3 separate regions of the Homo sapiens genome follow, and regions 1 and 2 are each linked to region 3. A link is a loop called in an ENCODE intact Hi-C map of the cell type or tissue named here. Cell type or tissue: OCI-LY7. All regions are shown on one strand. Each heading gives the region's core, and the rest is flanking DNA. Links, peaks and the distances in the headings are about the cores only.

Region 1 (8,229 bases), core at 1,641-6,640, 220 kb before region 3:
TTTCTCTGCATATTGCAGGAGATGGTGTGATGGGCCTGACTACCCCACACACAGAGCTCGAAGTAAGATCTAAACCCTTCCTGACATCCCCTCTGTTCACTAAAGGACAGATGTGTCCATTGAAAGTTTATATATTCCACACCGTAGATTATAAATTGAACATTTTAAAATAAAATAGCACTTAAGGCTCAAAAGGGATTGAAGTCACCTGTGATTTATTATCTCTTCCTATCCATTTTTGTACTCAGTCATGCTCTCCTTTAAAAGAATGATAGGCACAATCATTCACTCACCAACATAACCAGCAAAAAAATAAAAATAAAAATCCCTGTTCCCTTTAGTTTCCCAGTTATTCTCCCAACTCTAATAAGCCCCATGGAGGGGCACTTCTGAAGTAGTGAGCCCTACTGTTTGCCAAGCACATCCTAGGCCATATGCTGAACTCTTGGAATTAAACCAGGTAGTGTGATAAGTTTTTCACTGTAAACTTCTTACATTAACCTTGGAGATTTTGCTAGGGATCTGGAAGCTTTTATTATTAACCTGGAAGACGGAACTGAAGAAGGCCAATCAGAGAAAGCACTGAAGCAAGGCAGCAAGGACTTTGTGTACCTGTGACTGGGTCGGCCGGCGTCCTTTGCTGCAAGATAGTCCTTGCAATGAAATGAATTTCTGATGCAGAAAACTGTTGTTATCCAACCCTCCCCCACCCCCAACCCACACATTCTGCTCCATAGCAGATGAGTGAAAAGCTGTCACTGTTTTTATTGTTTGGGGCTGACAAGTATTAGTCAACAAACTGCTGACAGCTGAGGCCATTCTGTGACTGTTGAGGTTTCAAAGGTTTTATTCACTCACTATCGTGTCCCAAACTGTTTTTTTTGTTTGTTTTTTGTTTTTTGTTTTGTTTTGTTTTGTTTTTTTGAGATGGAGTCTTGCTCTGTCACCCAGGCTGGAGTGCAGTGGTGCAATCTCGGTTCACTGCAACCTCTGCCTCCTGTGTTCAAGAGATTTTCGTGCCTCAGCCTCCCAAGTAGCTGGGACTACAGGCACGCACCACCATGCCTGGATAATTTTTTTATTTTTAGTAGAGACAGGGTTTCACCATGTTGGTCTCGAATTCCTGATCTCAAGTGATCTGCCCGCCTAAGCCTCCCAAAGTGCTGTGATTACAGGCACGAGCCACCACACCCAGGCCCAAAGTGTCCTTATCGAAAAAGATTGTTTCCATCCCTGTACATACATGTACACACGCACACTCACACACACGTATGCATGCACTCACATACACATGTATGCATGCACTCACATTTGCCTGTGTTTGATTTATTCATCTTTTCCCTTTAACCAGTTGAGAACAAGTAGTTTGTAGATTTGAGATCCTTTTGCCTGTGAGGAGGGAGTGGTAGAATGTCAGCCCTCTTCTCCAGCCCTTGAATCTGATAGCGTTATCACCACAATAGGGGCACTTCTCAATGTGAAGAAGGGTCCTAAATGCATCCCTGAGTGACTCCCCTTACTTTTCCAAGTGAGCTCGCCGGCCGGCACAGAGGCCAATGGCAGAGTCCACCTATAATCCTGGCCAGTGTCAACACACATAGTTACGTTCACACTGCTCATTTCTTATCCTCCCTAATCAGAGCTCAGAGAAATCGAAGATGTGGTTATGGGTCGTTAAAGCTCTTTTGACCTGCTGGTATTTTTCCAAAATAAAAGTATCTTCTTTTCATTCAATATAATTTCCAGCTTCAATTTTGATTATATAGCTCTGCAGGCCTCTTACACGTCATGAAAAAACACAATCTTAAAACACTGTAATCCAGCAGTTTTGACTGTTGTCATGATCAAATCAGATCAAAGTTGTAGATAATATTCTTCCAAAAAATTTAACAAATACATATCAAGGGTTCATTGTGTCATAGGCACCATTCCAGGCACTGAAGAATAAACCAACAACCAATAAAAACAACATCTCTGTTTCTTTGAAATTTATATTCTGGTGGGGGTTCCAAACAATAAACAAATAAAAATGATAACATCAATAGTGATAAATGCTTTGCTGAGAAATAAGGAAACATAGAAGGAATGCCCAGAAGGCAAATTTCCATTGTCTGGGTTTGGGACGGACTCTCTGAGGAAGTGATAGTTAAAATGAGATCTAAATGATGAGATAGTGACAGAGAATTCTGTTCCAAAGGACACCTGACCTGCAAGTAATAGTACATGCATCATGGACAAAAGATAGGCTAGAAAATAAGTGATTTGTGATTTGCTTCCAAATATGTGTTAGTTTTCATGCATATATGAGTTATCTTTAGTTCCCCGACCCTGCTACTACATAAAAAACTATGAATATGTATGTGTGCATATGTACTATATATATAGTTTATATGTATAAATATACCATATATGTATAAATATACTATATATAAACTATAGAGTCCATGTAGTATATATATGCATATGTAATGTGTGTGTATATATATACACACATATGTAATGTGTGTGTGTATATATATAGTTTTTCATGTAGTATCGGAATATGTATATATAACTATGTACGTAACTATATATCGCTATTATATATAAGTATATAGCTATACATATTTTCTGCTACTATATGAAAAACTATATATATACTATATATGTATATGTATACTATATATACTCTATAATTTATATATAGTATATTTATACATATGAACTATATATATACTCTATATATACACATGTGCACACTATAAATACTTTTTTCTATAGTAACAGGGTCATAGAACTAAAGATAACTCATATATGCATGAAAACTGACACACATTTGGAATCAAATCACAAATCACATATTTTCTAGCCCATCTTTTGTCCATAATGTGTATATGTGTGTATATATATATATATATTCATTTTCCAGTTATCAGGTATTAAACATTGCAAATGATTTTAGTAATCCTGCCTGTCTAGATTTACTGTTTGAATGGGAGGGAGTAGGCTAGTTAGCTGTTATCGTGGAGGCCAAACATGACTAGAGTCACTAGGGGCTGATGACACTGAGGAGAGAAAGGTCTACTCTAATGTAGTTCATTGTTGCTGTGAGGGGAACAGAGAGTTCCATGTCCTTAGTCCCCATTTTCCCATTCTGTTCTTGGGTGACATGAAAGTTCCTGGTGGCTTCTGGTGACCTGTGCCGAATGCTCCCCTTCTTCCAGGCCTCTGTGCTGACAGCCATCAGAGCTGCTCCCTGCAGTTTGACAGCCTGGCATAATGGAGCAGAAGTGCTGTGCTAAGAAAAAAACAAACTTTAGAAACATGCACATAAAAGCACTTTGTAGGAACTTGCAAGGATATACTTTCTTTCACAATCTGTTATCAAGAAAAATAATATACCATCCTTTGAGGGATGAGGAAGAAACAAAATGCCAAAGGATACTACTAGCAACAAGTGGCATTCTTCACTAAGAAATAGATTGTAGCCCATTGGTCTCTGACTTAACTGAAGGTTCCTGTTTCACTAATTATAAAAGAGAGTCCCAAACCACTAGCCCCTTCAAAGAGCATTCAGTGTATTCAAGCATGCGGCAGGCTCATGCTTTCTTTGGTGGAGAGTGGAGGGAGGTGCAGGGCAGGAAAGCCACAGCTGGACTTCCGGAAGGATGAACTCTGAGGCAGTGTTTCTTTTCTGCTTTATAGATGGTGTCAACACTGTCACTGTGCCCGGCCCTGCTTCAGAAGAGGCAGTTGAAGACTGTAAAGATGAAGGTATGAGGCTACTAACTATATCTAATAATTGCAGACTCTTAAAAGAGACTGTTTGGGCTTGTTTACATGGAAAAATGAAGCAGCAAGTCAAATATAACTAGGTTTTCTTAAGTGTCTCTGTTTCCAATATAATTGACTACACCACCTACTCTCTTTTATTGCATACCTAGCCTGTATAGAAAATTTATATATATATATATATATGTGTGTATATATGTATATATAACATTTACATTTGTTCCTTTGGAAAATAACTGTTTATGAAATGAGAGAATGATCAGAGAAATTATGTTTAGAGATGTTTATTTAAAACACCAGAATTAATCAGTTCTGCTCTTTACAGCCACTCATCAGGAAAAGGTTTGAAAGAGTGGCATTTGAGGACCACCAACCAGGGAGCACCATTTTTCAAAAAAGAAATGTTTGAAAGGCATCCTTAGAAATGAATCTTTGGCAAGAGCATCATTCTCCATTCTGTCAGAAGTTACTATGAGAAAATGTTTCTGACCCAAGTATTTCCAGAAAAAGTAAAAAAAAAAAAACAATTTACTTTTCTAGGAGACAGTTTGAGGAAGGAAGAAGTAGGGAGACATTGATCTGGGGATGCTACAATTAAAAAAATATATATCTAAAGGAAAACAAAATAGTGCTTTTTCTTCTCTCTCTCCTGGTTCATTGGCAAGTCCCCAGATGGAAAAGTAATATAGGCTTACCTTGTTTTCTTGCCCTTCATTTTACTGTGCTTTGAAAATATTACATTTTTTACAAATTGAAGTTTTGTGGGAACCCTGCATCAAGCAAGTCTGTCGGCACCATCTTTCCAACAGCATGTGCTCATTTCATGTCCCTGTGTCACACTTTGATAATTCTCACAATATTTCAAACCTTTTTACTATTATTCTGTCTGTAATGGTGATCAGTGATCAGTGATCTTTGGTGTTACTATTATAATTGTTTTGGGGTGCTATGTACTGTGCCCATATAAGATAGTGGACTTATTTAGTAAATGTGGTTCTGACTACTCCACTGACCCACTATTCCCCTGTCTGTCCCCTTTTCTCGGGCCTCCCTATCCCTAAAACACAACAATATTGAAATTAGGCCAATTAATAGACCTACAATGGCCTCTATGTGTTCATGTGATAGGAAGAGTTGCATACTAAATCACACTTTAAATCAAAAGCTAGCTATGTTTAAGCTTAATGAGGAAGGTAGGTATGTTGAAATCTGAGATAGGCTGAAATCTAGGCCTCTTGTGCCTAGTTGTGAATGCAAAGGAAATGTTCTTGAAGGAAATTAAAAGTGCTACTCCAGTGGACACATGAATGATAAGAAACTGAAACAGCCTTATTGCTGATAAGGAGAAAGTTTTAATGGTCTGGACAGAAGATCAAACCAGCCATAACATTCCCTTAAGCCAGAGCCTAGTCCAGAGCAAGGTACTAGCCCTCTTCAATTCTACTAATGCTGAGAGAAGTGAGAAAGCTGCAAAAGGAAAGTTGGACGTTAGCAGAGGCTGATTCATGAGGTTTAAGGAAACAAGCTGTTTCCATTACATTAATGTGCAAGGTGAAGCAGCAAGTACTGATGTAAAAGCTGCAGCAAGTTATCAAGAAGATCTAGCTAAAATCACTGATCAAGGTGGCTACACTAAGCAACAGATTTTCAATGTAGACAAAACAGCCTTCTATTGGATGATGAGGCCATTTAGCATTTTCATAGCTAGAGAGGAGAAGTCAATGCCTGGCTTCAAAGGACAGGCTGGCTCTCTTGTTAGGGGCTAATGCAGCTGGCAACTTTAAGTTGAAGACAATGCTCATTTACTATTCCAAGAATCCTAGTGCTCTTAACAATTAGGCGAAGTCTACCCCACCTGTGCTCTGTAAATGGCACAACAAAGTCTGTATTATAGCATGTCTCTTTATAGCATTGTTTACTGAATATTTTAAGCCCACTGTTGAGACCTACTGCTCAAAAAAAATGATTCAAAATATTACTGCATATTGACAATGCACCTGGTCTTCCGAGAGTTCCGACAAAGATGTACAAGGAACATAATGTTGTTTTCATGCCTGCTAACACATCTAGTGTGCAGCCAATGTATCAGGGAGTAATTTTGATTTTCAAGTCTTTCTATTTAAGAAATATATTTTCTAAGACTGTAACTGCCATAGATAGTGATGTCATCCTGTAATGAAGCTGGGCAAAATAAACTGAAAATATGGAAAGGGTTTACTATTCTAGATGACATTAAGAATATTCCTGAGAGAAGGCCAAAATATCAACGTTAACAAGGGTTTGAAAGAAGGTGATTCCAACCCTCATGGATGACTGTGAGTGGTTCAAGACTTCACTGGAGGAAGTAACTAAAGATGTGGTAGAAATGTCAAGAGAACTAGAAGTGGAGACTGAAGATGTAACTGAACTGTAATCTCATGAGGAACTTGAACAAATGAGAAGTTGCATCTTATTTATTAAGAAAAAAAAGTGGTTTCTTGAGATGGAATCTGCTCCTGGTGAAGACAGCAGGTTTGAGAGTATTGAGTTCAATTTTTTGTTTGTTTTTGAGATGGAGTTTCACTCTTGTTGCCCAGGCTGGAGTGCAATGGTGCGATCTTGGCTCACTGCAACCTCCGCCTCCCAGGTGTAAGCAATTCTGTCTCAGCCTCCCAGGTAGCTCAGATTACATGCATGCACCACCACACCTGGCTCTTCTTTTTTTTTTTTTTTAAGTAGAGACGGGGTTTCACCATGTTATTCAGGCTGGTTGCGAAATCCTGACCTCAGGTGATCCACCCGCCTTGGCCTCCCAAAGTGCTGGGATTACAGGCAAGCACCACTGCGCCTGGCCTGAGTTCAATTTTAAGATAATTTCTACTGTGGGTAAAATGCCATCAAACAGCATTGCATGCCACAGAGAAATCTTCTGTGAAAGGAAGAGACAATTATTGTGGCAAACTTCATCACTGTCTTATTTTAATAAATTACCACAGCTACCTCAACCTTGAGCAACCAAGTGGTGGCCGTCAACATTGAATGGCCAGTAGTGGCTATCAACATTGAGGCAAGACCCTAACCAGGAGAAAGATTACAAGTTGCTGAAGGCTCAGATGATGATTAGCATATTTTAGTGAAAAAGTATTTTTCAGTTAGAGTACATTAACTGTTTTTTAAGACATAGTGTATCTAAAAATATAACTGATGTCAAATACCCACATAGGCTCTGATAGGAAACCCTAGGTCATCTTAGAGAGACAAATAAATGTGATCAAATGTGATCAGAGCGAAAAGACAGAAAGTGGTGTTCACCTTAAGCAAAAATTTTGGACATACCAATCATTTAGTTTGTGATAAAAATTTTAAAGTGTCATGAAGTTGAGTGGCAGAGTTTAAGAAACATGAAAGAGGGATAATTTAATTTGAATGTGACCATGTTTCAGGCTGGGATTTTTCCTGTTGAGTTGTTTAATTTGGAGATATCACACCTTCACAGAAGCACACTGTTTGTGATGTTTCTTGATGCTTTTAGGAACTCACACCATTAATTGCTTATGCCAGGATCCATGTTTTGGAATACTTTTAGGATTTTTTTTAACATAAAACTTTTAATGATGGTAACTCCATGAAGGAGTTCTGTCATGTATCACAAATGCAGTTCCTATGTAAGACTAAATGTGAAGTTTTATGAGTATTACTGAAATAAGCCATTAATATCTATTAACCTATTTACTTAGGGAAAATAGAAATGTTTTGAAATCCACACTAGTATGCAAGCTTCTTTCAATTAAAAACAGAATGCCTAGGGTATGATTTTTGCCTTTTTCTTCTGAAATAGCATGTATAGAAAACCACTGTTTTTAATTGATTATCAGTTCAGAGCTTAGACCAGCTTAGAACAAGTGTCTAATGCTTATGGAACTATCATCTTGACTGATAGATACCTAGCTTAGAAAAAAAAAATCCGTTGAAATCCTTCAAGATTGAGGTCAAGATAAGGTTAAAAGGCAGTCATATGCGTGGAGGATTCATTTCAAACATTCTCCATTATTAGCTTTCATGCAGAAATATCTCTTCTCAGTGACATCTGGGCTATTTTAGAGCTCTGCAGTTATAAGATTGCTTATAGAAATGCTCATTACACTCTCCAATTTAAGTGGCAGAACATTTTTGCTGATCAAATGTCCTGAAGAAGCCCTTGCTCTCTTGAGTTCGTTTTCAGACTTTGATCCTGACCAAGCATCTTCTTGGGCTTTAGAATCACTGATATTATGGACAGGTCTTTTTTTCTCTTTCTAATAAAACTCCCAAGGATTTTGAGGCTCATTCAGTTATTTCCAGCTTTGCTTGTTAGTGGGCTGGCTTTACATTTGTTACAACCTTGGTTTCCACAGGAAATTAGCATCTTCTAGGGTGAAAGTATTGAAAACAAACAAATAAAAAATAAGATGGCTAATGTCACTTTGGAGACCAGATATT
Region 2 (8,229 bases), core at 1,489-6,488, 110 kb before region 3:
TTAAATCTAAAATGACTTTGTTCTTCTTTTCCCACTCTGCTTGTTTTATATGTCATCAATTAATGACCTCTCTGCCATTCATCTACCTAAGCTCAGAGCCCAGTCACCTTTGAATCATATTTCTTAATTGTCAACCTCAATACACCATTACCAAGAGTACAAATTCTACCTCTGAAGATCTCTTCCTTTGTAGACATTATAAACTGGATCTTTCCTGTCCTTGCTTTTTTCTCATCAATAGGCACATGAAGTTTAACATACTCTGGACACAGTAAGTAATCAGGTAATGAAAATAAATTTAATCCTCTCTTTAAAAATGTACAGGAATCATAAAACCTTTAAAATTATGGGTTTTCTAGCACTTTATGTATGTATTTGTATTTACAAATGTCCTTGCTCTTCAAGTTATAAAAACTTAAGAGAGATTTAACTAAGAAGCAAGAAATGATTGTCCTTTTGAATACCTGGAAATGTTTTTACAATATGAAACACAATTCCTTTACTACATTGAAGCATCTTATCGAAGCACCTTGTGAAGCTGTGCAAATAGAGGCCAGTCACAAAGGAAATCTACTGACGACTAAATTCTCAGCAATCCGAAATGGCAGCATCAGAGGTCTCCTAAGGAAACAACTAAACCATTTGTTTCTGTTTAAAAAACAAACAACAACAACAACAAAAACTCTCACTACCAGGAGAATGAATCTTTCAGCTTTCAGTCATGCCTAAGGCAAAATTCATTTTCTCTTTTTCTTCTTCTAAGGTTAAACTACATAAACTCTCTCTCACACCCACCCATGCATACAGACACACTTCCCTAAATTTAAACTGTAGGTTGTTCTGAGGAAATCAACTTTTCCTGCTGTCATGCTACCAGATTTCTAATTTGAGAAACTATATATGTATATATGTGATCATCTCACAAATTAAAGAGAACTTAGAAGGCCACACAAAAGTATTCAAGCAACTCAACCCTCTGTTTCCTCTTTTAACCTTTTCTGCAAAAGAAGTTGAATCCCAGGAGTATTTTTGAATTTAAAAGGGCAATGGAGGGTGACAGAAATGATTGGCCCTCAGGCTGTTATAATTCTCTATTCATCAGGGACTGTGGTCTTTTTCTCTTCCAGCTCCAGGCGAGGACACACCTAGGATGCCTGGGAAAAGTGAAGGCTCCAGTGACCTAGAAAATACTCCAGGTCCTGATGGTAAGGTTCTGAGCTATTGGAGCCCATGGAAACTACAAATCTGGCATATTTTCTATGTGTAATCTAGGATTAAGGGAACTATCTGTTCTATAAAGCAACATATTTGGTTAGAACACAGTAAATTTCAAAAACAATTTTGTGCTACAAACTAATAAAAATGGCAACCTCTTATTTAAAAAAAAAACCTGTTTCTAGCTGTTTTAAAACAGCATATGTCCTGGTTTAATCATATCTTATAATACTGAGGACTCAATAGATACTTTCAAGACTAAACTGAACTGAAGTCTATCTAGTGAACTTTATGGAAGCATTACTTACTTCTGCAAAAGGTACTTAGCCTACTTAGCCTCCTGTTACCCTGCTCCACTCAGCATTCGGGAGAGCCCTACCTTTGGTGTGGGCTAAGATTGTTCTTGTACCTTCATCACTTCACTCCACTGTATCACATCCATTGCCTTGGTTAAAAACATAGTGAGTCTTTAAAAGCACCTTAAAAATAAATTTTCAAACAACCTTTAAAAACTTACATCTAATTTTGTAGGCATCTAAAGAGTCTGAGCCTCAGGAATATTAATATCCCTTTTCCCCTGCACAAAGATGCTAAGGGCCCTTTGAAATACCATTACTTACATTAGAGAAACAACTATTTAAGCCTACCTAATGTAATAAGTATTTGATTCCACTGGCCCATAGAGTTTAGGAGAACCAGAATTGGTTAGGTGGTCAGTCATTTAAGTATCTTGCCATTTGGGTTATTTTAGCCAAAGGAAAAAAACAAATTACTTTGAGTTGATAATGACCTTGGAAAAAATTTAGCCAATGGTGGATGTTATTTATAGTTTTAAATAGAATTTCCTATACCAGGTATTCCTTGTTCCCACCGGCTTATCATCACCTGAATTGCCTTCCTTAATTATAAGCCCATCGGCTTATATTGCCCAAATTGGCTTTTTACTCATGGGCATGCATTGCCTGTGAGAACAATGTTTTTAAGCCCCAGACCCATCCCTTAAGAGCCACTGCTTGTTAGTTATGAGCAGTTGAACTAAACCTGCTTCAGCTTGGTTGTGATGCTACAGACATGGTTCTTAACTAGTTATTTACAAATCATGTTCTGAGGACTATCAGGCCCATGAATAAAAGAGAAGTAAATGTGAAATACGGAGTTTTAGTCCTCACTTAGAGATTCACCATACACAGCAGAGGATTGCAGGCCCTCAGAAGTCTCAGAGGTAAAGAGACATGTTTAACAAGATTTAAAGTTGCTTTTCCCAAACTTATTTGGTGATGGGATGCTTTTTATTGTACCATTTATTAGTAGGTTTTAGAACTAGTATCCCTTGGTTGGAAGAAGAAACAGAAAAGGAATACTCTCCTGTATTTTATCCTGCACACTCCCACACTGAGAAGGGTGAACTCACAATAACTTTGCAGAGCAGGATGGACGGTGGATGAATGCTTATACTTACATAGGGTTGCTGCATCTGGGGCCAGTTTATTTATGGGGTTTAAAATGAGTTCACACATCATTAGAAACTCAGGGCAGTTTGCAGGTGAGAACACTGAGACCTGCTTTTAAAACCTTCCTTATTGGGAGAGAGTTCAGTGGATGCCATATAAAGTCATTCTCTCTTTCAAGCCTCTTTGAAGTGTGAAAATCAGCATCTGCCACTACTTTACACTAATTTCATGTTTGTGAAAAAGGAGATACAGGCTGTTGGTTTTGTGCAAATAAATGAAAACTGCCCAAATGAGAACAAACAGTGGTTACTTATTCAAAGGTAACTATAACAAGGGTGGCCATTATCACTTGTGTTTGGCAGGCTCAAAGGCGGGCAGGGGATGGGAAACCCCCCTTTATAGGTTAGAAAAAGAGAATACTTCAAGCATGCTCTGATTGGAGGTTGTTGGCCTAGAGAAGCTGGACATGGCTAACTAGAAGTGGGGCACCTTAAGTGATTGTATTAGGGAATACATTTGGCCTTCCCTGGTTGGTCCCAAGTTGGAAGCAGAGGTAAAAAATAGGGACGCTGACAGTCACTGACCAAGTCCTGACCATTCTGAGTCAATTGCTGCAGAGACTGTGTTTTGGTTGCCTAGGCTAGCTTCTGCAGAGGTTTTACATCAGAATTCTATCATTATATATGATCTGGCCATTGTCTATTTGTATACTGATTTTCTCAGCTTATAATGTGGACTTTGATGCTTGAGAAAATATCAATCTAATTAAACCTACTGACCCTTGGAAAATTTAGAGTGAGTGCTATGCCTGCTCTGGGTTACTTCTGGAGAATGGCAGTAATCATGCATTCTATTTTTATTCAAATGCTCACATAGAATACACTGAGTCAGGTAAAAGCACACGTTTTATCACAACTACGGGATCTGGTTAGATGGTCGGCTTTTTAATTTCATGGCCGCTCACTGCCACTACAGCAGCCGTCGGCAAGTCTACAAGGTCTGTTTTGAATTCGAAATTGAAAGTATGGCAAACCAAACAGGCCTGATATTGACATTTTGGAGCAAGCTGCTTACCTCTCTGCATGTCAGTGATGTGCTTTGCTTTGCCTTCTCTCTTTATTTTCTTAGATATCTATTAAAGCCTTTGCATTTATCCAAGAATCATAATATGTACATCCAAACTGTCAACCCAAAAATCTGGTCTGAAGTGACGACTCAGTTTCAGTTGAGGGAAGAGGCAATCCTGCCCTCCCACAATGGGTTAGGCCTTTTTTGTGTTGCTATAAAGAAATACCCAAGACTGGATAATTTAGAAAGAAAAGAGGTTTGTCTCATGGTTCTGCAGGCTTTACAGGAAGCAGGGTGCCAGCATCTGCTTCTGATGAGGAACTCAGGAAGCTTACAATCATGGCGGGAGAGGAAGGGGGAGTATGCAACTCACATGGCCAGACTAGAAGCAAGACTAGAAGCAACGTGTCACACACTTTTAAACAACCAGATCTCATATGAGCTCACTCATCACTAAGAAGATGGCACTAAACCATTCATGAAGGATACATCCCTGCAATCCAATCACCTCTCACCAGGCCCCACCTCCAACATTAGGGATTACATTTCAACATAAGATTTGAAGGGGGCGTCTGAGGTATATCCTCTACCCCCACCAGTAAAAATCTACAAGAATAGTCCCCAAATCTTGAATGAATGAAAACAAATGGAAAAGAGGCATCAAATAGGAAATCAGGAAAGTATCAAATCATGGGTCATTTTAATGTGTCTCAGAGATTTAGGTTTAATGAATATTTAACTTTTTTTTTTTTTCTGGTGACAGTTGAAATGAATAGTCAGGTTGACAAGGTAAATGACCCAACAGAGAGTCAACAAGAAGATCAACTAATAGGTAAGATGCCCCTTGTGGTGAGATTTTCAATGATCAACCAGCCATAAGAACTATTTGCAAATGACATACTGGATTTCCCTTGGTTTTGCCAAGTCCCCACAGCATGGCTTGGGATAAACCTTGAAAATCTTTAAACCAAATAACACAGCGTAAGGGGAAACGATCACCCCTAGAAGCTTGCCATCTTGAAGAGGAAAAGATGAGCTACAGCACATTCAAATCATGTATACCCTGGTTTTCTGTGCTTTGACAAGTAAAAAATGTCTCCATCCATCTCACCCCCTGGCCTCCTGGAGTGGTCAAATTATTTCAGAAACTCCAAGCTGATTCTGAAGCATTGCTTTTCTAGAAGCTACCTGCTGAGTTGCTTGGTATATCTGTCTTTAAGCATAACACTCAATCTTTGCCCTGGAGTTTGTATAAAGGAATATGAGTGTGTTTGGACAGAAACAAGCCTGCCTTAGGTCCTGTTTTTTTCACACCACTACCTGTGGACCCGTGCGTCTGCACAAAGGTTTGTTATGTTGAATGAGCTTCAGGGAACTCCCAGGAAAATAAAAAGCCTGGGTTTGTTACGTTGAATGAGCTTCAGGGAACTCCCAGGAAAATAAAAAGCCTGGTCCAGATCATGTTTAGGAGTTTTTCCAGACCAACATTCTAAATCTCTCAGTAGAGACTAAAATATATTTAGAATGATGAGTGTAACTGAGTCCAAAGCCAGTACTGCTTGCTTCATGGCAGCCAATACATCAAGAGACAACGTGTTGAGGCAAGGAAAATGACTTTATTCCAAGAGCCAGCAAACCAAGAAGATGGCAAATTAATGTCCTAAAGAATCACCCTAAATTTATAGAATTTTAGGCTCCTTTTCTCTTTGAGGAAAAGGAACAGAGAGGTGGTTGAGATCAAGAGGTGACAGACATCTGGACTGCAGCAAGGGTTCAAGGGGGAGTTGTGAAACGTCTTTGCCCTTGGTCAGGTCACATTGCTCCTATAAATCTTTAACATAATGTTGTTACTTGTGTGCATACTGTCTTTATCTCTTCGGTGGTTAGTTTTGGGAAGGAACTATTGTCATCTTTGCTTTAAAGTTGAACTATAAAGTAAATTCCTGCCGTAGTTAGCTCACCCTGCATGAAGAGATGAGCAAAAGCAATCAACCTAAAAGATATCACTGGACGGGGGCAGCGGGGAGCAAAATGGAGCTAGTCATGCTAAGCCTCCTTTACACTGCTACCTGAGTGGTCTATAATCCTCTTCCATACCCTGAGGGCTGATGAGAAGAATTAGAAGAAGGAAATTATGCTTGATGTTATAACTGTTCCAAGTTCTGGTTTAAAATATTTAGTTGTTAAAAAAAAAAGAAAAAAACCTATGGAATAAATGAATCATGGGTCATCTAGTGTAAGGCACAAATAATGTGTTGACACCCTTGCCCCCTGTACCTCCTTGCACTCACTGCATGTTCTTGATGGTTCTCTACACTTTCCTAAGAGGCTTGGCTTTACCACTCTTGTGCTCCAGCATCATGGAAGAATAAAATATGGGAATGTGTGAAAGAGTACATGTCTTATTCCTGTATGGTCTTGAATATCCTATAAAACTAAATGTAATGGTATCTGTGTAATGCATGTATAGCATAAGACTGCTAAAAAGTATAAGCTCATACAAACATGTTCTTATAAACATTTCTCCTTTTTTTTTTTACTTTCTTTATATATTTAAAATACCCTGCTAAGCTGCAGAAATGATACGGTTGAGGAGTTTCCATTAAAAAGTAATGAAATGAGACTAAACTTGAACAATTTAAATGCAAGCTCCTCAGTGTTTCCTTTCCTTTTACCCTTTTGCTGCCAATAAACTATAGGCTTCTTGTCTAGACTTTTTTCTTACAGACATTATTTCTTTCCTGTGTGACCAGTGTCCAGATGAAGTGCCAGGATTAGTCTGTTTTTCTTGGTTAATATCAAAATGATATTTTTCTTGAAAATAAAAATGAACTCATATGTTAACCCAAATGAATCAGGTGTCAAAACTTTTTTTTTTTTTTTTTTTTTTTGAGACAGAGTCTCACTCTGTCACCCGGGCTACAGTGTAGTGGCACGATCTTGGCTTACTGCAAACTTCACCTCCCTGTTTCAAGGGATTCTCATGCCTCTGCCTCCTGAGTAGCTGGGATTACAGTCGCGTACCACCACAACTGGCTAATTTTTTGTATTTTTAATAGAGATAGGGTTTCACCATGTTGGCCAGGCTGGTCTTGAATTCCTGATCTCAAGTGATCTACTTGCCTCGGCCTCCCAAAGTGCTGGGATTAAAGGCCAGGTATCAAAACTTAAAGTCCAAAATTAGTTTAAGGAAACTAAATTCCAGGAAGGAGAAGTGACATGCACAGGGTCACCTGGCTAATAAATGGAAATTTAAATACTCCAATTCAAAATTCTGCTCCCTAAGCAATAGCAAGTTTCTGGACACAGTTGTCACAGAGGCAGAATGAATGATTTGTGCAACGTCACTGACTCCCACAGCAATATTTACACAGAAGGGTTTGTTAAGATGATCTGGTCGTTTGACAGAAAGAAGGAACCCTTGCTCCATGAATCATACCTTCAAGGAAATTAAAGAAATACAGTGAAATAGAATTAGAGAGCTCAAAGACATAATACAAGAATGTTTGGCGTTGTATAATTTGTAATTGTAAAAAATCAGGGATAGCATAAGGATACAACAGGGAGAGGGTTAAATGCATCAGTGGAACACTTTCCAAATGTAAATGTTTTCCAACAAGTATTTGAGGGCAGTAATGATGGTTATGGAATCTGAACCTTTGGTTCTGGAGAAACATGGCAGACTGAGTGTGGCTTCTAGGTTGAGCTTTAAGAGGCTTGTAACTTCCGTTTTTGCACTCTCGTAATGCTCGTTGCCTGGAATCCAGACACCTTGGAAGAAGCCCAGGTTATCCTATAGAATGAAGGAGGTCACATGGAGAAAAGTCCTAGAAAATGAGAATCCCTTTCAGATGTTCTGGCCCCAGCAGGTACCACCCTCAAGCAGATGAACTGTCCTGCTCAGTCCAGGCCAGATGGTAAAATCATGAGAAATAGTGAATCACTCATGTTATAAGCCACTAAATTTGGGGCTTTAGATTGTTGATACAGAGACAGGCCTTATGGCCACAGTCTTGCATTTTAATGCCCACCTTGGACCTTGAACCATTCAACGTAAGGAGTTGGAACTGATACCTCTGCATAAATAAATCTAGGACTTCTAGCTCAAGAAATTAATAGAAAGACTTGGATCTGCGCCAGGTACTGCATGGGGAGAGAAAAAGGCTCCCAAGATAGATAGAAACCGCAAATACACTGTGAGTTTGAAACATAATTTTATGTGATCCAAAGTCATGCAGTAATAAACAAATTGAAAAATGAACTTAATAATTGATTACAGACCAGTGTGATTCCTGGTGTATGTGGCAAATGGAAATATGAAACTACCCCATGGAATTTCTGCAAAAGAAAAACAAATTCTGAAGTTGAATTCATAGTTTTAAGACTTACAGAACACACAAGGAAATGATCCATTTTGAGTGAGAGTCAGTAGGTAAAATTACAGGACAATTAGCACTATGAGAACGTTAAGAGAGTAGGAAATTTTGAAGATTTT
Region 3 (8,229 bases), core at 2,023-7,022:
TAGATCAACAGCACAGAATAGAGAGCTCAGAAAAATAGACCCACATAAATATGGTCAAATGATCTTTGACAAAGAAGCAAAGACAATACAGTGAAGCAAAGATAGTCTTTTCAACAAATGGTGTGGGAACAACTGGACATTCTCATGCAAAAAAAAAAAAGAAAGAAAAATAATCTAGACACAACCATTATACTTCTTATAAAAACTAACTCAAAATGGATATTAGAACCAAATTCAACATGTAAAACTATTAAACCCCTGGAGATAACAGGAGAAAAATCTAGATAACCTGGGGTGTGGCAATGACTATTTATATACACCAAAGGCACAATCCACAAAGGAAATAATTGATAAGCTAGGCTTCCTTAAAATTAGAAACTACTGTTCTGTGAAAGGTAGTGTCAAGGGAATGAGAAGACAAGCCACAGACTGGAAGGATATTTTGCATATGTTCCACATCATACGGCTTCAAGAAAATGCAAATTAAAATAACAATGACATACCACTACACATCTATTAGAATGGCCAAAATATAGAACACTGACCACACGAAATTCTGGTGAGAATGTGGAGCAATAGGAACTTACATTCACTGTTAGTGAGAATGTAAAATAACACAGCCACTATGGAAGACAATTTGACAGTTTTTTACAAAAATAAACATATTCTTACCCTGTGACCCTCCTTTTTGGTATTTACCCAAGGAAATTGAAAACTTATGTCCACTTAAAAATCTACACGCAAATGTTTATAGCAGCTTTATTCATAATTGCCAAAACTTGTAAGTAAGCAAGATGTCATTCAGTAGGTGAATGGATAAATAAACTGTGATACATTCAGACAATGGAATATTATTCAGTGCTAAAAAGAGAGGAGCTGTCAAGCCATGAAAATACATGGAAGAATCTTACATGCATATTACTAAGTGAAAGAAGCCAGTCTAAAAAGGCTACATACTGTACGATTCCAACTACATGACATTCTGGAAAAGGCAAAACTATGGAGACAGTAAAAAATATCAGTGGCTGTCAGGGGTTGTGGGGCAGATGAATAAAAGAATAACAGAGCATTTTTAGAACAGAAAAACACACTGTATAATACTATATTTGTGGATATTTGTCATTATTCATTTGTCTAAACTCCTATGGGTTAGAATAGAAAGTACATCCAAGAATAAACCTTAAACTATGGACTTTGGATGATAATGTGTCAATGTTGGTTCACTGCTTGTAACAAATGTACCACTCTAGTGGAGGATGTTCATAATGGGGGAGGCTATGGATGTGTATTTACTTATACATGGCTAGAGTATGAAGCTATACATGCATATATACCTAGGCATAGGTATATGGGAAATCTCTATACCTTCCTCTCAATTTTGCTGCAAGCCTACAACTGCTCTAAAAAAAGTCTTAAAAATGTGAATAGTTTAAATCACATCAATTTAAACAAACTGCAAGATATAAGAATGTAGGGAATTGTTTTTCTCCACACCTGGATCTAGTAAAAATGCAGACAGTACATTTCCAAAGCAAAATGATAAAATAATGGGAAATTTCAGAGAACAGGGCTTTCTTTAAAAGAAAAAAGTGGTATTTTCTGAAATAAACAGAGCAAGACCCTATATGCATTTTGCACATTGTCAAAAGGTCACCTCACACATTCTGGACAACAACACAGAGCTTTATATAACCCACTGGACCTTGCCCATATGAAGTACAGAAGAAAACTTTCCTGCTTAATCATGGAAACCTTGCATATTCTGTTTAGTTATTCTCACTGTCAAAAGAATCCCATCTTCATTCATTAAATCATTCCGCAAATACATATTAGCACATGTTGTTTGTTAGTTGTTTTTTTTTTAATTTTTTTGAGATGGAGTCTCGCTCTTGTTGCCCAGGCTGGGGGGCAATGGCATGATCTTGGCTCACTGCAACCTCCGCCTCCTGGGTTCAAGCGATTCTCCTGCCTTAGGCTCCTGAGTAGCTGGGATTAGAGGTGCCTGCCACCATGCCCAGCTAATTTTTGTATTTTTAGTAGAGACGGGGTTACACCATGTTGGCCAGGCTGGTCTCAAACTCCTGACCTCAGGTGATCCACCCGCCTCAGCCTCCCAAAGTGCTGGGATTACAGGCGCATGTTATGTGTTAAAGCTCTGTCCTCAATGCTAAAGCAAAGCCAATCATGGTTCTTACCCTAACGGAGCTTATGTTCTGGTAGGTAAAGTGGGCATTAAATAAATAGATTGATAAATAAGAAATGCATGTAACAAGTGCCACACAGGTTATTATACAAATCTAAAATTAGAAAACTTGGCTTCATCAGAGAGGCTGTGAAAGCCTTCCCTTTGTAAAAGCATGCTTGAGCTGATATTTCTAGGATGTGTGGCATTAAGCCTACAACTTGAAGAGCAAACACATATCTGGTTAGAAAGATGAACAAATGCAAAGGTCCTACATTGAGAGAGAAAGAGAAAATGAGTGAGGATGAGGGGCTAAAAAAAGACCAGGATGCCTGTGTCGCCATGAGATGAAGGCTACAACTCAAGAAAAGTTTAGAGAATAGCCATGGCCTTCAACCTACGTAGGAGAGGTCTCAAACACACACTGGCTTTCAACCGGCCGCATTTCTCTCCCTGTGGCAAGAAACTTCTGGAGCTAAAGAGATGATGCCTTCTCATGCTTCCCTCTTTCTAGAGTCCATGCTTCCCTCTTTCTAGAACATTCTCCAGGTACAAGATACACAGAATTCCTTCTTCAAAGTATCCCTACCCTGCTTCCAAAGCCTGAGTGACCCCTTTCTCAGCTCAATCCTCCTAAACATTGACCATCCTACTTGGTAGGTACCCTTGGGCCTGAGAAGTGATGAGCTGTGGGCAAATGTTGAATGGGTAAGTAGAATGTCTATTCATGATTAAGGCTTCTTTGGTAAGTTGTGGTGTGAAACTACAAGGATTCCAGGAATTCTTAAGGAAATCTGGCTCTCCAGATCATTGTGAAGTTATATTTGTCAAGATAGAAGGATGGAATATATCTTAACAGCTAGATTGATTTATTATTTTTAAATATTTAGGCATAGGGCATATGGGCCTCCATGTCTATTCTTACCCAGGGACCCACAAATGTGCAGGTTTGCTAAACAGGTAGGTTGCTGCTGAAGAACACAGAGCCTTGCAGTAAGTATTTCCCAAACTTTAACATACCTATGAATTACCTGGAGATCTTGTGAAAATGCAAGCACTGATATCTCCATTCTTAACAAGTTCCCCAGAGATGCCCATATTGCTTGTGTAGGGACCACACTTTAAGTAGCAAGGCTGTAGGGCATGTTAGGGAGTTTTATTTTTATCTAATTTTATCCAAACAGCCATTAGAAGTTCTTGAGGGATTTCAAGGGACAGATTTTCAGTTTGAAAAGAGTACAATAGTTGAGGTGTGAAGTATAGATTAAGTGCAGAGGAATATGCTGACAACACTGGGCAGGAGAGAAAGTAAACACATTTGGAGATATTTAGAGGGTAAGATCTGCAGGGCTCAGTGGATTGGATGCAGGAAGAAGTGGTATGACCTCAGGAAGTACAAAGTTCAAAGAAGTGAGTGGGTAAATATATAAATTAAATAATTCCTTCTCTGTCATTCTCTCAACTGAGGTTTCGGCATAGCAAGACTTGGGACAGTTTCAGTCGTGGATTATTTAAGAGAATTAAGAGGCTTTTTTCTGCCCCCCCGTAGATAGTCGGAAGCCATATTTAACCAAATTACATTTAACCTTCCTCTTCTTTTTCCTCAGAGAGCTAAAATAATAGAAGTGACAGCAGTTGTAATTATACCCATCTCAATTCACCTGCATTCCTTCTGCATGTAGTAAGGTCATCTGAGCAGTTTCTTCCTTTAATTAAGTGGTTGTGACCTTCACAAGTTCTTCTCAAAATGATTTCTCCAGTACCCAAGTGATTAAACATAGAACTCTGTTCCCCCTACTCTTGACAGCCTGAGAGCCCAAGCGTCCTACAGGAAAATGCTTTCTCCTTGGGGACTGGCTCTCGAGAGGCTTGCTTCCATACAGGCTGGGCTCTTGGAAATGTTTCCTGACTGCAGAGGGACTTTCACTCTGTTTGGTAAGTTGGAACAGGATTCAAGGTCCTGCTGAGCTAATCACTCAGCTGCACCAGCTGCAGAGGCACACTGTCCCGTGGGAGTCGGTGCCTCCAGGGAACTTACCGCTTTCTTCAGCAGAGGATGCCAACAATGGGTTTGCTGCTCCTCTAATTCCACCCCTATCCAGCCTTCTGCTGTGACTCACAAAAGGCAAAAGAAGCAATACTTGGAGGAGCCTCCAGCCTAAATTTAGGCAAGGTGTCTCAGTTCTCATAAATACCCAAGGAAAATTTTAAATTCAATGCGCAGCACTCTTAGCCTCGTGTATCACTTCTCATTTTCACACTGGGTAAGCTTGATTTGCATACATTTCAAGAGCATCTTTCTCTTTTTTTATCTTTATTTATTGTCCTGTCCTCGTCCTACTTGCTGCTTTGGAACTCTGTATCAAATATTTATATATCTTTATTTCCTAGCTGTAACCCACTTCATCATTCCCTTCCAGAGAGCTTTATACTTCACAAAACCTGCTTCCTCCCACAACCCCCAAGCACACCCACTTCCTTCTCCCCCTACAGCCACAGTACAAAACTGCCAGACTCAAGTTTAATTCAGGGGAGTCCTTGTTTCTCCCTCATTCTCTAATAACCTCAGAAGAAGGCATTTTTTGCTTCATCCTCAGCATCTGCTTTGCCTGGTGATGATGATTAATAGACAGGCCCAGGTGCCTGGTGCCCAAGGCGCCTAATTTAGTGTCGATCCTGCAGGGGCAGAGCATCAAGAATGACACAGGCCTGGTAATGCAGTAAGAATCTAGAGCCTGTGGCTGGCTGGAGAGCACATGTCCCACTGCTAGGGGACAGCCACTTCTCAGGTCCAGTTATTCCCACAGCTTTCAGTTTTTCACTGGACATTGAAATCCAATTTTAATGTGAAATCTCCAGATCTTCATCTTTTGGTTCAATTAAGAAAAAATCATAAAGTGCTCAAATAGCACATCAGCAAGCCAGCAGTTTATGTACTCTGGTTTGTAGTTGTCGTGGCACGAAGCAGTTCACAGACACATTCCCATTCAAAGGTATTTGGAAACACATTGTATGTGCTGTCCTGGCACTTTTTTTAAAAATTTTTTTAAGTTCTGGTGTACATGTGCCGGATGTCCAAGTTTGTCACACAGGTAAACGTGTGCCATGGTGGTTTGCTACACCTATCAACCCATCACCTAGGTATTAAGCCTAGCATGCATTAGCTCTTTTAGCTAGTGCTCTCCCTACCTCCCCAAACGGGCTCCAATGTTGTTTGTTCCCCTCCCTGTGTCCATGTGTTCTCATTGTTCAGCTCCCACTTTTAAGTGAGAAAATGCGGTGTTTGGTTTTCTGTTCCTGTGTTAGTTTGCTGAGGATAATGGCTTCCAGCTTCATCCATGTCCCTGCAAAGGACATGATCTCATTCCTTTTTATGGCTGTATAGTATTCCATGGTGTATATGTACCACATTTTCTTTATCCAGTCTATCATTGATGGACATTTGGGTAAGTTAGTTCAACCATTGTGGAAGTCAGTGTGGTGATTCCTCAAAGATTTGGAACCAGAAATACCATTTGACCCAACAATCCCATTACTGGTTATAATATGAATATAAATTACCCATTTATATTACCCAAAAGAATATAAATAATTCTCCTGGCACTTCTCACTCATAAGTGCTCTGGACATTAAAAGGGAGAGTAATTAAAAGATCCTAACCTGACTATAACTAGGCAAACTTGAGGCCTGTCTTTGCATCCAGCAACAACAATAATAAAACTCTGCCTTTTAAAACTTGAAGAATAATCGTTCTTTATTCTAGATTTCCTTAAAGGGGTAGCACAAGGGCATTACCAAGGTCATAGAATTCTTTTGAAAATTCATCTTTAGACATCTCTTTTTCTTCCCAGAGTTTCTCACTCTGCAGCTGCTAAGCATCATCCCATCTCTCTTGCTGCCTCAATGGTCCTATAACATTCATTCACCTCTTTTACATCCCTCTGCTCAGTACATGACTCTCCTATTTGGGGGAAAATACACTGCTTTTTTTTTCTCAAATACATAAGCCCTCCTGCCCTGGAATTGTAGCAAGAAAAACCATCCACCTAAAAGTAACAGTTATGCTCATTATCCTGGTATTCGGATATTTCCCCACATAACAATAGAATCTCTAAAGACTTTATCATCATCTTGCAATATTTGATCATCACTTGAAGTCCGACAGAGTATTGGCCGTGATCATGACCAATACCCAGGGAATCTTTCGGGACTTGAGCTCATTCTTAAAGCTAGTTTGCTAATAATTAGTTGTCTAATGATTAAGTTATCCAACATTTAATCCTTCTCTGAATCCTTTCCATTATCTATCTTTTTCTGAAATCTACTTGGCTTTTTAATAATTTTTAAGCACATTTGCCTAGGGCACTTCTGAATTATCTTTATATTTTAAATATCAAATTTCCACTCTTCTGTAAATCTGTCCTTGTGGTGTCTTTTGCTATTTTATGTCCATTTCAACACTTTAAGGACATTTAGCCAACTTGTCTGAAAACTTTTTATTTTTTATTAATTGATACTTTAGGGTCACAAAGGTTTGGATTCTAGACGATCTCCACATGAAGCAATACACTGTGGAACTTTCTACACTGCCAGGGGCACAGTGAGTACTCTGCTGTGATGGCCTCACCAATGTCTGTCCAGATAGCCCCTGGGGTCACAGGCATCTCTGAGGTTCTCTCTACAGAAAGGAATCTCTTCTCATTTAAAGAGGGTCCCCATCCTGTAACCTGAATCACCCAAAGTTCTCCCTGGGACCTTCTTGTCTGTTGTGGGTACCTTACTCCTACCTACCAAAATAGCCTAGTCCCTGACCCCCAGGATGCAAAACATCCATATTGATCATGGATTTCATTCCCACCTCAGTCATTTAGTAGCTGATGTCTTTGGATAAGAACCTAACCTCTCTGAACATCTGGTACATAGGTTGCACCACCCTTATTAAGAAGAATCACAATTACTCTCGTAAGTTTATGTAGGAATAGAAACAAATCTATGGATTGTCTGGATGCCTAGAAGGCATTCGATAAGGAAGGAGGAAGAGTGAAAGGAAGGGGGGGCATTTTATTTTCCTACAGACGACAACATCTGAGCAACAGAATAGGCAGAAAGATGCTGTCTAAGATTTAGAAAAAACTACATCATATCAACTGGGCCTTAGCTTTATTGAAAAATAAAAACAACAACCAACTATTCTTTGACTTCTTTGAAAATAGCCCCCCAGAAAAATCTATGAAAGCAATCTATAAAGTGTTAGTTCTAGCTGAATTAAAATTGTATGGGGAAAGAAATCAACCTTTAACCTTGTCCATTATAGCAGTAGATCTCTATGCTCCACAATCCAACTCCTTGGAAGTATTTTTGGCAATGGTCTTATCCAGAAAATTCACTGAATTACTGAGTCCAGGTTATGAGTGTTTATGCTCTTTCCGGATTTCTTTAGCCAACCTCCCTGACCCAAACAATAAATTACCATTTTCATCTGCACTTGCCTCGGGCAGCACCTCTTTATTAAAAGATTAACAAATAAATAAATGAGATGCAATTAGCCAGAAGCAACTGTATGAGACTTTTATCTCTAATGGGATAGAAATTGAAGGCAAAAATAGAGAATATTGATGACAAAATATTTGAATCTTGTGCTCTTTTCAGGGATCTATAAAGCATGTGTCTGGTAACACAGAGAGGAAAATATGTTGGGGACAGGGATGATATGTTCATTCTAAGCTGCCTTTAGATGTACTAGCACCATCTGACCCCCCCATAGACTCTTAGAAATGCAACATTTGAAGTGTGGGTTCTTCTCCCCACCTACCCCTAAAGCTGAGTGTTTCTCATTTTCCCCTTAAAGGAGGAAGCACATTGTCATTATCATCTTTCCCATTCTTCACTCTGGAGTTCAACTTATTTCAGAATAAAATTGTCACCTGTCATTGGATATGACCAGTGACTGCTAAGTTTATCACAACACCCAGTTCAACTTCCATAAAATCACATCCTCCTTTCCTAAGCCAGAAGCATCCAAGAGCTCTCAGCTACGATGCTGCAGG

What was found. A loop is a pair of places that touch in the nucleus more often than their neighbours do. Peaks named below come from ENCODE experiments on the same cell type or tissue, not always from the same donor. Only the 100,000 strongest peaks of a DNase experiment are listed, where the experiment ranks them.
Region 1: a loop joins it to region 3, with 7 times the contacts of the local background. A loop is called at or near these places in 2 of 110 quality-filtered maps.
Region 2: a loop joins it to region 3, with 4 times the contacts of the local background. A loop is called at or near these places in 2 of 110 quality-filtered maps.

What each region holds. Positions count from the first base shown.
Region 1 is chr20:15,933,792-15,942,020 of GRCh38, forward strand. It overlaps MACROD2 (mono-ADP ribosylhydrolase 2), which reads left to right. Exons shown (of 18, transcript NM_001351661.2): 12 at 3,685-3,753. All of the region lies in intron 1 of LOC613266 (a long non-coding RNA gene), which reads right to left. Among named protein-coding and RNA genes, the nearest start is that of KIF16B, 640 kb to the right of the region's middle. In OCI-LY7, for the core only: no CTCF peak of the experiment used is centred there; a DNase peak (open chromatin) is centred at 3,590; H3K27ac peaks cover 873 bases.
Region 2 is chr20:16,040,074-16,048,302 of GRCh38, forward strand. MACROD2 (mono-ADP ribosylhydrolase 2) reads left to right here. Exons shown (of 18, transcript NM_001351661.2): 16 at 1,128-1,205; 17 at 4,498-4,566. Among named protein-coding and RNA genes, the nearest start is that of KIF16B, 530 kb to the right of the region's middle. In OCI-LY7, for the core only: CTCF peaks have their summits at 4,565 and 4,780; a DNase peak (open chromatin) is centred at 2,848; H3K4me3 peaks cover 1,397 bases; H3K27ac peaks cover 3,877 bases.
Region 3 is chr20:16,154,423-16,162,651 of GRCh38, forward strand. No RefSeq gene overlaps it. Among named protein-coding and RNA genes, the nearest start is that of KIF16B, 410 kb to the right of the region's middle. In OCI-LY7, for the core only: CTCF peaks have their summits at 4,602 and 4,804; DNase peaks (open chromatin) are centred at 4,419 and 4,769; H3K4me3 peaks cover 923 bases; H3K27ac peaks cover 1,721 bases.